Regions from separate parts of the Homo sapiens genome. Here region 2 is linked to region 1. A link is an interaction called in ENCODE POLR2A ChIA-PET data of the cell type or tissue named here. Cell type or tissue: PC-3. All regions are shown on one strand. Each heading gives the region's core, and the rest is flanking DNA. Links, peaks and the distances in the headings are about the cores only. Region 1 overlaps PLCB1 (phospholipase C beta 1). Region 2 overlaps PLCB4 (phospholipase C beta 4).

Region 1 (4,399 bases), core at 166-4,165:
AATACTGTTTCATTTGCACTCACACACACACACCACGGCCTGCTCTTGTTACAAGCAGTTTTGGTAATGCGGCTCCTGTGTTCATTATGAAATATTTAGGTATGGACTTGTCCTCAGTAATAGCATCTAAATATCACAAACTCAGGAAATCTAAATTGTTCTGACAAGTTACAAGAATAATTTCAAAGAACATTTTCTTTTGGCAGTAGACCCTGATGTTGTGTAGTAATGGAAATGTTTAAATTCCAATGATAGGACAGGGATGGCCCTGGCTAGAATAACACAAAAATCATTCAAATCTAAATGGCATAAGGCTGCAGCAGTCCAAGTGAGATCCCTCGGGGAGTCTTGGACCTTTTCCAAGATGTAGGCTCTCTACAGTGTGAGTGTGCAGAGATTGTATGATTCCACTGGGGTCACTTCCACTGATGGGTTCAATGGACTACAGCACTGACCTTCACATGGCTTGTTTTCATAGCTTCGAGTCCTAAAGGGAGATAGGGTCATAGGAATATTTCAACAGTGTAAACAGCTCACAAGTCTTCCTTGCTCACTTACTTAGAGGTGACCAGATGAACTGAACATACCCTAATGCTAGGCTCTTAAAATAGGATCTTGTTTTAAAAAGGGGTTCAGTAGACAAAGAAGGCCATTCCCTTTTTCCCAACTCTTGTTCTTAGGGTAGTGTTCTCAAACTCTGGCAATTTGAGTGTGCAAAAAAAAAAAAAAAAAAAATTAGAGTAGTGGAAGTGGGACAGATAGTTCCTCTTTAGCCTCCTGACATACCTCTTGTTTGGAGGGATAAGATAATCTCTCAGATTGCCACCTGGGCAAGGAAACTGGGCAACACACTTCCAACTCAGAAGCCCTGAGGTTGGTGGCCTGCTACCTCTTTGCTGGTCCCTCTTCCTCAAGGTTTCCGCTTTGGAAGTAGGGACTGATTCTTAATTGGTTCATCTACTTCTAAGGCCAGCACTTAGGAAGAGTTAGCTTGTTCTTGATTGGCTCAAGAACTTTAATTAATAAAGAAGCACCGAATCCAGAATATTTATAAATAACATCTGCTCACAAATAGAACATTGTTCCAAATAGTTCAGTCTAAACACTTTCAGCTTCAAATCCACATTAAGAAAATCATAACAATTACCTTTAAACTCATGTTTCCAAAAATGTGATGTGTATGTGGATTACCTGTGGATCTTGTTAATATGCAAATTCTCATTCAGTAGATCTGGAGTGGGCCTGAAGTGATACTACTGGTCCTAGGACCACACTTTGAGTAGCAAGGCTTTCTAAAGTTCTGCTCTCCCGCACAGCTGAATTGAATAACTTTTCCTTCTAGAGATGGCATCATGGTTAGCTTTTGAAAACCTTTTGGTTTTTTTTTTAACTTCAGTCTTCTAGTAATTCAAGAAAGCTGGCTATTTTTTCAATCTTTCTGGATGTTTTAAGGATCTCCTTCTAATTCTGAAATGTTGCTCAGGTATTTCTTGTTGAAGTCTTTTCCACAGGGTAGACTCTAGCTTGGGGTCTATTGGAGCAAGTTAAATGTCTTCAAAGGTGATGGGTTATTCAACTGAATAAATGTTTTCTAGAATGTGGTGAAACCTGGAAAATACAGTGGGAGTAGGAGAGGGAAGAAAAAAAAAAGACATAATATACTTTTCTCCACTCTACCTACCATGATAATACATATTAATCTTGCCTTTATTCTTTCTTTATTGTATATAAAAGCTTCCACTAACTTTCCATTCTAGGGAGTCATTGAGAGAATATAAATATGTGGGCTTTTTGTTAAAGCCTGATAGGAGAAGAGATTATTATAAGTAATTGGAGACTGTGGAGTCAGAATAACTGAGTTTGAATTCTGACTTCATCATTTACCAGCTGTGTTGCTTAACCATAAAATGCTCATAATATTTACTCCAGCGAATAATGGGAGAATTCACAGAGGTAATCCTTGCAGATAATCCCTGCTAATCATTTAACCTAGTGCCAGGATATAGTAAATGCTCAATAAATATTTATAGTAGTAGTCATTGTTATTTGATAACTATTACAGAATAGCTCCCAAGGGCCTACTGAAGAAAAGCTTTGTGCTTAAGACACTGGCAATAAGTTCATTTCCATATGGTGTAACTTGAAGCTTTGGTTTTATAGATTAACTCAGAGACAAGTCCTACCACAGTGATTCACAGTTCCTGAATTCAAAACACTGTGCATATCACTGATTTGGCATTTCACCTTATATGACTAGCTCGTGTTATTATTTAACTTTGCCTTGGCTCACTAATTTTATTTTCAGTTTCTAACCTTTAAGAGGTAACAGTTTTATACTGTTCAAGACTCCCCAAACCAAATACCACAGAGCCATTTGTTTACATTAGTAGGTCCCCAATAAATATTCATTAGTTATTTCACTGATTAATTAAAGTAATCCATTCATCTCCACAGGGACTCAGGCTGGCTGAATCAGGAGAGACATCTTCAGATCTATTCCTCTTTGAGAAATTAGTATAATGTCAGTGCATTCTCATGTGTTTCTTGAATTATGAGCTCCCTGATGTCTAAAGAAGACTCACAGGGAAGAGTTCATATACTGACAGAACAATCATTAATTAGTTTTCAAACTAGTTTTGATTTGAAACTAAGTAATTTCAATCAGTTTTTTGACTTTCAACTCAGTGTTGTGACATCATGGTGGACACAACTTTCTTAGAGGTATCAATACCATCATCATGTCCATGTTTGATTTGACAGACAAATATTGCAATTTTATTCTGTTGGACATTTTCCAAAGAAGTTGGTTACTGATTTATTAAATAAATATACATATTTTAGGGTAGTGGAAGAAGAAGGTGAATAGAAATTAATGGGTGAGCAAAGGTGAGGGAAAACCAAATCACCAGTTTTCTTTCTGATTATATTTTAATCTAAAAGGCTATGTTTTTAATCAGGTTATATGTCTTGATAAGTGGCGTTTCTACTTAAAAAATGTTGGTTGTATTTGTATCCCAAGTAGGAAATGCAAACATACTTGTATAAAGCAAACAAGTTTAACTTGTGTGTTTGTATTAATGATATGTGATCAAGGCACAGGAAATGTTAGTAAAGAATCATACACTTATTATGTTTGTTTGGGACAGAACAAAGGATAAGTCATTAGTTGGTGAGTTCAGTCATTTTCTTTGAGATAAAACATTTGGTTAAAAGGCAGGCTAGCCCAGGCATCATGGCTCATGCCTGTAATCCCAGCACTTTGAGAGGCTCACGCCTGTAATCCCAGCACTTTGGAAGGCCAAGGCAGGTGGATCACGAGGTCAAGAGATTGAGACCATCTTGGCCAACATGGTGAAACCCCGTCTCTACTAAAAATACAAAAATTAGCTGGGCATGGTGGCGCGCGCCTGTAGTCCCAGCTACTCGGGCGGCTGAGGCAGGAGAATCGCTTGAACCCGGGAGGCGGAGCTTGCAGTGAGGTGAGATCGTGCCACTGCACTCCAGCCTGGTGACAGAGTGAGACTCTACCTCAAAAAAAAAAAAAAAAAAAAGAGATCAACTTGGGCAATGTAGCAAAACCCCATCTTTATAAAAATCTAGAACTTAAATAAAATTAAAAAGGCAGGCTGATGGAAACAATTTAATTAACTTGATTTACTGGGAAACATTGATTTATTGGAAAAACAATGAAAATGTACATTGATTTATTGGAACTTGATTAACTTGACTTATTGGAAAACATTGAAAACATACATTGGGACAACTGGATATTAGATATTTATTTTAATGCAGAAGACTTTTCTTTAAAATTGTATTTCCTTTAAAAATAGACTGGCATTATGTTATTATTTAATTATTATTTTAATGCAAAAGCTATTTTCTTAAGGATACTATTTATATTTCTGCTACTGAATACAGCACAGTAATATATTTCCTCTTGTAGAATACATTTAGTCTTGTTTTGATGGGATAAACTGCTTTTGAATATACTCACTATGTCATGCATGATTTATTTATTTAAATTTCAGCATAATTTTTCTTGACAACCTGTTCTTTCACTTGAAATGTTATGTAACAAAAACACCAGGACCAACTGGCATTTTAGTTTATCCGTCTATTCCATATGCTGCTGGATGAAGCGGAAAATGAATGTGTATCATCACTATGCTGGGCACATTTTATTCGCAGCCTGTCTTTTCTCCTGTACATCAATTTCTCTTCTCCGTTTGGAAATAGCTTCATAGCAGGTTAGGTCTATAGACCTTAACCTGAGTGATCACATATAATGTAACAGGAATCTAATTGGCTATGGTTAGAGTCAGGGACCAAAATATATTCAAACTTACTTGGATTGCTGCTTGAATATAATCACTTCAAGTCCAGGTAGAACTATTTAGAC
Region 2 (4,399 bases), core at 308-4,307, 360 kb after region 1:
ACCTCCTAAGAGGCTGGGACTACAAGTATGCACTACCATACCTGGCTAATTTGTAAAATTTTTTTTGTAGAGATGGGGTCTAGCTATGTTGACGAGGCTGGTTTGGAGTTCCTGACCTCAAGTGATCCTTCCAACTTAGCCTTTCAAAGCGCCAGGATGACAGGCATGAGCTACTGTGCCCAGCCCTCTTGGGTGCCTTCGATTCAGTACAGCACAAAATTTCATGATTGTTCACCTGATGTCCTAGACCAGCCAACACTGTCCAATAGAAATATTACGTGAACAACATAGAACATTTTGAATTTTCTTGTAGCTTCATTAAGACAGCGAAAAGAAAGAGGTTACAGCAGCCTAAACTGGAGGCTGGAATGTCCAAAATCACAGGTGAAATTAATTTTAGTTACATATTTAACTTAGCATATCCAAATAATTATTTCAACATTTAATCAATGTAAACATTATGGAGGTTTTACCTTTTTTTGTCCACTGAATATTTTGTACTTAAAACGGCTTTCAAGACTAGCCATATTTCAGTGCTCAAAAGCAACATTTGGCTCGTGGTACCATATTGGCCAGTGCAACTTTAGAATATTATAGAGAAACTCTGGTAAAAGGCCTTATTCTGTTTGAATAAGACTCTTAGTCAGTGCTTCTGAATCTCCCAGCTTGGTAACACTACTCAGTAAGGAAATGAGGCAGCACCGTGGTCCAGAGAGAGTGAGCTGATCTGTCCTTGAGGTGCTATTGCTACTTCCATTTTTGGATTTAGTGCCCTGTTGTACATGAATTAGGATTAAAACATTTAGGTTTGGCAGCTCAGATGTCACTGATAACCTTCAAAGGTCACTTAGAAGATAGTGGGCCTTGAATGGAGGGTAGAAAGTAGAAAAATTTTAAAGAGGAAAGGGAGGGAATTTCAATGGGAAAAAAATCTATATATGTATATCGTGTGTTTTGGGGGAGGATTCTAGAAAAGTTTGGGTATAATACTTTTATGCAAACTCATGGGGCTGGAGTGTTACATATACAATGAGAAAGGTATAGTTAGTGGCCAAACTGATACCAGACTCAAAGAGTCGAATTTTGCAGTACATGAAATGAGATATCACCATGATATAGTATATACGTTGGGACCTATTCTGGTTATTTATTGTTGTGTAAGAAGTCACTTGAAGATATAGTGGCTGCAAACAACAGCAGTCACCTTTTTACCTCTCAGTTTTTCTGTGGTCAGGAGTTAGGGAAGGGCCCGGCTGTGCATTTCTGGCTTGAGTTCTTTCATGCAGTTGCAGTCAGGTGGCAGCTGACGCTGGAAGAGCAGGCAGCTGGTATGGCTCAGCGTTTCTTCCTCCTCACCCAGTCTCATGTGGTCTTTTCTATGTGGTCTCTCTTCATGGGCAGCTTTATTCTCATAGCATGGCAGCTTCAGAGCAGGGGGACAGCCTGCCTGGGCTTCAGTGTGATTATTCTGTCCAACCAGGTGGAAGCAGCATTGCTTTATGACTTGGCCTTGGAAGTCATGCATGGTCACGTCTATCACATTACAGTAGTCCTCTCTTATCTGTAGGGGTTACGTCCCAAGACCCGCAGTAGATGCTTGAAACTGTGTTAAGTACTGAATTTTATATATGTTACATTTCTTCTATCTGATAATCAAGATAACTACTAGTGGCCAATGAGTGGGTAGCTAGAGTGTACAGCATGGATAAGCTAGACAAAAGGATGCTTCTGGATGTGAGAGATTGCATTGTGTTCCTCAGAATGGGATACAATTTAAAGCTTATGAATTATCTCGGGAATTTTCCATTTCGTACTTTTGGACTGTGGTTGACCTTGGGTACCTGAAATCATGGAAAGCAAAATGGCGTCTGCCCAGTTTCAAAGGGAAGAGACTTATGAGTTCAACTCTCAGAGACAGGAGTGTTGAAGTCACAATGTGCGAAGATAATATTGCAACTATTTTTGGGCAATATCATCTGCCTCAGGGACCCTCTCCATTGCCACTCCTGTACCCATCTTGCTCTCTTGAGCTGTGCTCTGGGAGCGCTGTGGTATGAGCACAGCTTTCATTCCCGGGCACCCTTCTATACAGTGGCTCTCTCTTCTCTCCTTACCCAGTAAGCTGGACTGGACAGTCCTTAACAAAATGTGAAGTCTTCTGCTTAGGCACTAAATGGCCAACCCTGGCCCTCTGTTTATTTTTCATTATCTTCCTTCTTTATTGTTAGAGGCCTTCCCAAGCAGTGGGCAAACACCAACCCCAGCTGTTCTCCTCTCATTTTTTAATTTGTGGAGCAATTGAGAGAGAGGAGAGAGAAAGAGCAAAAACAAAAAGGAGGAAGAATTTTCTAACCCCTTACTGGTCTTACTGAAAAGACTTGTCTTACCTTTTCCACCTAAGGATGTCATCTCCAGAAGACAGAATTCTTCGGTTTGGCCAACTGCCAGGTTTTTCTCACCATCTTTCCATTTCTAGGTTGATTCTCCTTTGCTCTGTCTCTTGCTGTCCCTGGCCAACTGGGTTTCTCTTCCCAAGGTGATTAGAAGGAAAGGGGAAAAGCATGGGGCCAACACCATGACCTTTGAGAGAGAACTTTCCTAACAGTTGCTAAGCTCAACATTCTACCAAATACTGTTCGCCCTGGTTTTCATAGGAAAATCCCTCTCCTTTGCCACAATCTCATCTTTACCTCAACATGGGCTCTGAAACTAGGTGCATAGTGAGCATTGACTTGCTTTCTTTTCCCTCCTTTCTTTTGTGAAGTCATACTTTCAACTGGAAAAGATTGAAATGCCAGCTGTGTAAGAGTTTAGGTGAAGCATGCTGAGTTCTGCAACTTATTTACTATGAAATGGATTAAAAAATGCTGATGGATGGATAGACCGATGAATGAAGGGCTAGATATTCAAAAAAGCTAGTAGCATAAAGTGTTCATTGTAGAATCTAGCTGGTAAGTATATGGGTATACTACCCATATATATCACATAGTATATACTTACGCTGTATAAATATACATAATATTAATTTTTTTCAACTTTGTAAAAGAAAAAGTTAGAGAAGAGAAGCATTAACCATAAATTATAGTAGTGGGATACATTTGAAAACAAAATGTTCATTTCCTACTTAACAAATGCTTAAGGCTTGTCTTGGTTTTCAGGTGAACTTTTTAAAAGGTTGTATTAGCATTGTTAATTGTTCTACCTTCAGTTTACCTTCAAGGTTTAAGGGACCTGGAAAAGATGTAACAGTCGAGTCTAGAAAAATAGTCTAAAATTCTAGCCGTTGCCCTTAGATTTTGTAGTTTCTTTGAGCTTGTCACATATTGCTTGTGAGTATGCTATTGAAGTCATTGTATTACGGTTGTTTTTCTGTGTCATTTCCTGAGGGCCTTTGTGGTGGCAATAGTAAGAACTTATTCCAAAGATAGGATTTCTTGTTTCCTCACCTGTTCCACACACTCCCATGTTAAATTGGGCATTCTGAATCTTTTCCAGAACTGAAATATGGATTTTTTCCCCTGCATTGGGCATGTTTGCTTTGTTTTATCTGCTTCTATAAGAGAGAGGGAACAATATAAATCCAGTTCAGCTCCCTGGATTATTTTTTGATATATCAATAAAATGTTTAAAGTTATTGGAAATTGTTGCATTTGAAAAGTTCTTAACTATTTTACTTTTCTGAAATGAAAAGAAGAGCAGGCATCTTGTCTTTGCTGTCCTCAGGTGGGAAAGGGCAGCTTGCTGAGGACTGAAGACTAAAATAAACCCTCCCAGGAGAGGAACCGGCCGGTGACCTTGGCTGCAACCACCTTGCAGATCAGCTGCTTCATTCCTTTCCATATTTTGTGGCCTGTGGGGGGAATCAAGTGTCACAAAAGCAGGAAGAGAGCAGTTTGAGGAAGACTCCAGAGGCACTGCTGGTAAAAGTGCTGACGTGATCTCCTGACCCTTTCCGTATGGCTGGAGGACTGGTGGTTTTATAGTGACCATTCAGGTAGCTGGGAGGAGGCAATCCTCCTGTGAAAAATAAGCTGTAAGAAACTGTTGCAACAGTTGTGTTTTTTTATACTCCTCATGTAATAATAAAGCGGTCTAGAATTTGGATAGATGCCGTTACATTTTTGCATTGGAGGTATGTTAAAGAGCCCATACTGAGCTAATAGAAAAATAGAAGTTAACTCACTCTTCTGAGCAAGTAGAAGTTTATTGAAAAACTGAATGATTTTGGTGATTTTTAAATTTGTCACCTGGCTGGATACATCACAGTGTGGTGGGAAGAATGTGAGCTCTGAAACCTGGGACCTGGGTTGTCCCATCTGTAAAATGAGCACAGTATTACCTTTTTCATTGGTTTTGGAAGTATTGACAGGGAGATGGTGAATCTATAGGACTTTTCTTA

Evidence for each region. Peaks named below come from ENCODE experiments on the same cell type or tissue, not always from the same donor. Only the 100,000 strongest peaks of a DNase experiment are listed, where the experiment ranks them.
Region 2: POLR2A ChIA-PET joins it to region 1 with 5 read pairs; 2 of 35 experiments call an interaction of 5 or more read pairs at or near these places.

The regions. Positions count from the first base shown.
Region 1 is chr20:8,858,198-8,862,596 of GRCh38, forward strand. All of the region lies in intron 31 of PLCB1 (phospholipase C beta 1), which reads left to right. Among named protein-coding and RNA genes, the nearest start is that of RNU105B, 29 kb to the left of the region's middle. RefSeq lists a silencer at 305-599. In PC-3, for the core only: no CTCF peak of the experiment used is centred there; DNase peaks (open chromatin) are centred at 2,094 and 3,124; H3K4me3 peaks cover 767 bases; H3K27ac peaks cover 2,632 bases.
Region 2 is chr20:9,222,208-9,226,606 of GRCh38, forward strand. The region is part of intron 3 of PLCB4 (phospholipase C beta 4); the gene reads left to right. Among named protein-coding and RNA genes, the nearest start is that of PLCB4, 160 kb to the left of the region's middle. In PC-3, for the core only: no CTCF peak of the experiment used is centred there; no DNase peak of the experiment used is centred there.